Regions from separate parts of the Homo sapiens genome. Here region 1 is linked to region 2. Evidence: chromatin loops called from intact Hi-C (ENCODE). Cell type or tissue: thyroid gland. All regions are shown on one strand. Links, peaks and the distances in the headings refer to the core of each region. The heading gives the core; the rest is flanking DNA.

What was found. A loop is a pair of places that touch in the nucleus more often than their neighbours do. Peaks named below come from ENCODE experiments on the same cell type or tissue, not always from the same donor. Only the 100,000 strongest peaks of a DNase experiment are listed, where the experiment ranks them.
Region 1: it touches region 2 in a loop (4-fold over the local background); 3 of 110 quality-filtered maps call a loop at or near these places.

The regions. Positions count from the first base shown.
Region 1 is chr2:211,454,065-211,456,890 of GRCh38, forward strand. The region is part of intron 20 of ERBB4 (erb-b2 receptor tyrosine kinase 4); the gene reads right to left. Among named protein-coding and RNA genes, the nearest start is that of CPS1-IT1, 840 kb to the left of the region's middle. In thyroid gland, for the core only: a CTCF peak has its summit at 1,367 (motif pointing right); a DNase peak (open chromatin) is centred at 817.
Region 2 is chr2:212,583,695-212,586,520 of GRCh38, forward strand. No RefSeq gene overlaps it. Among named protein-coding and RNA genes, the nearest start is that of ERBB4, 46 kb to the left of the region's middle. In thyroid gland, for the core only: no CTCF peak of the experiment used is centred there; no DNase peak of the experiment used is centred there.

The DNA of each region.
Region 1 (2,826 bases), core at 243-2,742, 1.1 Mb before region 2:
CGTAGCTATAATTGTACTGTATAGATTCCCTATGCTCCACAACTAGTAAGATACATTCTATCAGTTTTTTCTTATGAAGCTAACGTTGTGATTAACATTAGAATAAGTCAAGCCCTTTTCTTTTGCACCAATCTAATATTTGTATTAAAATTATGTATTGACTAAATATGTGGAATATCTTCCATTAAGAATATTTGTAACCTGAGAACACTTTGGTAGAGAATATAAATTATAACCTATTAATCCTTAAGAGCTTATAAATAAAAGCTTAGAGGCATCAATCAGTAGGATGTTGTTGTTATATTTAAGACATCACAAAATTGAAAATAAATTCAGTTTAGTCTAAATCCATGTATTCTCTGACTCTATGCTTTACACTTCTTAGATAACATTTTGAATGCAGCATTAAGAAAATCAGGCACCCAATTGCACTGATGCTAGAGACCCTCAAACATTAAGACTGCTAGAGCAAATGCATTTCTCTCTCTCTCTCTCTTTAAAGTAATTTAGGGGTTTTTAAGGTGATGTGAGTTAATGAAGGAAACCAGAATTTTAAAGAGTACAAGTGACAAGAAAAAGTAACAGAAGATGTCAGTCAGGGGGTTATTGGTTTAATTTTTAACTTTACATCTCCTATTCCCTGTTTTAATTGGGATGATTGTAATTGATGTTATTTAGTGTCTGGAAAGAGAGAACCATGAGAGCTCCATTAGCCTTCTTGGGATAACAAGCAAAGGTAATAACTTTTCCTATTAAGCAAACAAAGACTGTGGCCAACTCTCATTTGGCTTGTCAGTGCCTCCCCGCCAGGACGGTTCTGCCTCCTCACTTGTGTAAGGAGCCGGCTGGCTGGCCGGCACACAGGATGTGCTGTCAATATTGCCTGGCGAGTTTTAAAATCATTTTCCAAATGAAACCCTTTAAAAATTCTATGAACCATTCTTTTGCTGAATGTATCAGTCTTTTGCTACTTACAACAAAGAATGTGCTTTATCTTCAACGGTGCTTCTCTGTCTTTAGTGTCCGTTTTATTTCTGTCCCCAATAAAATTCATTAGCACAGTAGAACAGAAATTACTCTGTTTTAATATGATCATCTATTTCAATAGAAAATGCTCTTACACACAGATGGCTTACATTTTTTGAGTGTGTGAAACACAAAATTTAGCATTGCATAATCTACTAACTGCAAGTCTCTGATGGACTTATAATTATGATTTCCTACTAGCTGATTTGAGAAGTTATTTCTGTAGGGAGTTCAGTGGACTTCTTATTTGGATGTCATAAATACTTAAATATTCATTTTCCATGAGTTGCCAGGGACAATGGGTTCCCAGCAGTGCTAAACAGCTCTCTGAACAGTAGGTGGCAGCACTGTTCAGCTGCCTTTTGTTTGGTTTTATTTTGCCAATTGAAATCAGTTCCTTCACCATTAGAACAAGGGGAAAAAAGGGAAAAGCTTCAAATGTCTATATGCTTACATATAAAACCCACATAAATCTCTCATAATTTGGGAGTGCAAATTAAAATGATTACTTAAGAATCAAAATGACAAAACAGTTCATATTATGTTTTCTCCCTTAGCTTGTTCTATGTGATTGCTTACTTTTAATTTTGCCTGTTTTTCACTATTTGAAGGAAAAAATTACAAACATAAAATATGTCCACAAGTGAAGTACTCTGCACTTAAGTACTTCTACATCCATAGTTGCTGCCAGTTTCAAGAGAGAGCTTCTTCGTGTCCTCTCAAATGCTCCACAATTTATACCTAATTTTATCAGTTCCAGGAGTAATAAATTGATACCTAATTTTATCAGTCCCAGGAGTAATAAATTTTCCTCTTTCTAAAGAGTAGCCAGAAGTCTCAGCCAGTTCACAGCGTAAAGTTTCCACTTCTTGAAGATTCAGGCATTAAGTATGTGATAATTTGGTCATTTTACTTAGTATCACATACTGACATACATATACAGGGTTTTGCATGTGCACCCGAACATACAAACTTATTGTGTATTGACTGATGAGGAGCCTGAGTGTGTGAAGCCACCTATGATAATGAGGAATTTGAAGTCTGTTTTATTCAAGTCTACTGTTTTTTCATTTGTTAACTAAGTGATCCCGATAACTACCTCACAGATTTGAAGTGAGAAATGAATGGGGCACAGTATATAAGGCATTCTGTAAAAGCAATAATCCCGTTGTTTTATTATTCTATGTCTGTGTTTTTGCTAGACAGTACAATGTAAGGACAAACAATGTAAGGATATAATATACAATCTTATATCCCCAGCACTTGGCACAGTATCATGCAAACTTTAGGCACTCAGATATACTTCTGAATCAATGAATAATTGCAAATTTTCGAAACATAATGAGTTTATAATATAAATCAAGCTGGTTAATTTATTGAAGTAAATCCAAATACCCACTCATTTATTCAACATTCAAAGAGGTCCTCATTACTCTGAGCTCAAATTCTAGCAGATGAGGTGGATGTATTAAATATATATACATATATACGTATGCAAAATTTATATAAATATATGCCAGTGCTTTAGTCCAGTGGTTCCCAACATTTTAGGATCCAGGGACTGGTTCGTGGAAGACAATTTTTCCATGGATGTGGGAGGAGGGGAGAGGGATAGTTTTGGGAAAAAACTGTCCCAACTCAGGTCATCAGATATTAGATTCTCACAAGCAGTGCACAACTTAGATCCCTCGCATGCACAGTTCACAATAGGGATCCCACTCCTATGAGAATCTAATGCTGCTGCTGATCTGACAGGAGGTGGAGCGCAGGCAGTAATGCTCACTTGCAGCCCCCTTCACC
Region 2 (2,826 bases), core at 13-2,512:
GAGTGGTTTTGAGTGAGTTTCTTAATCCTGAGTTCTAGTTTGATTGCACTGTGGTCTGAGAGACAGTTTGTTACAATTTCTGTTCTTTTACATTTGCTGAGGAGTGCTTTACTTCCAACTATGTGGTCAATTTCGGAATAAGTGTGATGTGCTGAGAAGAATGTATATTCTGTTGATTTGGGGTGGAGAGTTCTGTAGATGTCTATTAGGTCCGCTTGGTGCAGAGCTGAGTTCAATTCCTGGATATCCTTGTTAACTTTCTGTCTCATTGATCTGTCTAATGTTGACAGTGGGATGTAAAATCTCCCATTATTATTGTGTGGGAGTCTAAATCTCTTTGTAGGCCTCTAAGGACTTGCTTTATGAATCTGGGTGCTCCTGTATTGGGTGCATATATATTTAGGATAGTTAGCTCTTCTTGTTGAATTGATCCCTTTACCATTATGTAATGGCCTTCTTTGTCTCTTTTGATCTTTGTTGATTTAAAGTCTGTTTTATCAGAGGCTAGGATTGCAACCCCTGCCTTTTTTGTTTTCCATTTGTTTGGTAGATCTTCCGCCATCCCTTTATTTTGAGCCTATGTGTGTCTCTGCATGTGAGATGGGTTTCCTGAATACAGCACACTGATGGGTCTTGACTCTTTATTTGCCAGTTTGACAGTCTGTGTCTTTTAATTGCAGCAGTTAGGCCATTTACATTTAATGTTAATATTGTTATGTGTGAATTTGATTCCATCATTATGATGTTAGCTGGTTAATTTTGCTCGTTAGTTGATGAAGTTTCTTCCTAGCATCGATGGTCTTTACAATTTGGTATGTTTTTGTAGTGGCTGGTACTGGTTGTTCCTTTCCATGCTTAGTGCTTCCTTCAGGAACTCTTGTAGGGCAGGCCTGGTGGTGACAAAATCTCTCAGCATTTGCTTGTCTGTAAAGGATTTTATTTCTCCTTCACTTATGAAGCTTAGTTTGGCTGGATATGAAATTCTGGGTTGAAAATTCTTTTCTTTAAGAATGTTGAATATTGACCCCCACTCTCTTCTGGCTTGGAGAGTTTCTGCTGAGAGATCCACTGTTAGTCTGATGGGCTTCCCTTTGTGCGTAACCCGATCTGTCTCTCTGGCTGCCCTTAACATTTTTTCCTTTATTTCAATTTTGATGAATCTGACAATTATGTGTCTTGGAGTTGCTCTTCTCGAGGAGTATCTTTGTGGCATTCTCTGTATTTCCTGAATTTGAATGTTGGCCTGCCTTGCTAGGTTGGGGAAGTTCTCCTGGATAATATCCTGCAGACTGTTTTCCAACTTGGTTCCATTCTCCCCATCACTTTCAGGTACACCAATCAGATGTAGATTTGGTCTTTTCATATAGTCCCATATTTCTTGGAGGCTTTGTTCATTTCTTTTTACTCTTTTTTCTCTAAACTTCTCTTCTCACTTCATTTCATTCATTCGATCTTCAATCACTGATACCTTTTCTTCCAGTTGATTGAATTGGCTACTGAAGCTTGTGCATTCATCACGTAGTCCTCGTGCCATGGTTTTCAGCTCCATCAGCTCATTTAAGGACTTCTTTACACTGGTTATTCTAGTTAGCCATTCGTCTAATCTTTCTTCAAGGTTTTTAGCTTCTTTGCGATGGGTTCGAACTTCCTCCTTTAGCTCGGAGAAGTTTGATCGTCTGAAGCCTTCTCCTCTTAACTTGTCAAAGTCATTCTCCATCCAGCTTTGTTCCATTGCTGGCAAGGAGCTGTGTTCCTCAGTTGGAAATGCAGAAATCACCCGTCTTCTGCGTCGCTCATGCTGGGAGCTGTAGACTGGAGCTGTTCCTATTCGGCCATCTTGGAACCTGGCTGCACCTATAATCCCAGCTACTTGGGAGGCTGAGGTGGGAGGAGTGCTTGAGGGTCAGAAGTTCAAGACCAGCTGGGACTACATAGCAAGACCCCATCCCTACAAAAAATAAAAATAACAGCCAGGCACGGTGGCTTATGCCTGTAATGGCAGTGATTTGTGAGGCTGAGGTGACAGAATCATCTGAGGTCAGGAGTTTGAGACCAGCCTGGAGACCCCATGTCCACAAAAATAATTAATAGCCTACCAACCAAAAGAAGTCCAGGACCAGATGGATTTACAGTCGAATTCTACCAGAGGTACAAGGAGGAGCTGGTACCATTCCTTCTGAAACTACTCCAATCAATAGAAAAAGAGGGAATCCTCCTGAACTCATTTTATGAGGCCAGCATCATCCTGATACCAAAGCCTGGCAGAGACACAACAAAAAAAGAGAATTTTAGGCCAATATCCCTGATGAACATTGATGCAAAAATCCTTAATAAAATACTGGCAAACCGAATCCAGAAGCACATCAAAAAGCTTATCCACCATGATCAAGTGGGTTTCATCCCTGGGATGCAAGGCTGGTTCAACATATGCAAATCAATAAACATAATCCAGCATATAAATAGAACCAAAGACAAAAAGCACATGATTATCTCAATAGATGCAGAAAACAGCCCTTCATGCTAAAAACTCTCAATAATTTAGGTATCGATGGGATGTATCTCAAAATAGTAAGAGCTATTTATGACAAACCCACAGCCAATATCATACTGAATAGGCAAAAGATGGAAGCATTGCCTTTGAAAACTGGCACAAGACAGGGATGCCCTCTCTCACCACTCCTATTCAACATAGTGTTGGAAGTTCTGGTCAAGGCAATCAGGCAGGAGAAAGAAATAAAAGGTATTCAGTTAGGAAAAGAGGAAGTCAAATTGTCCCTGTTTGAAGATGACATGACTGTATATTTAGAAAACCCCATCGTCTCAGCC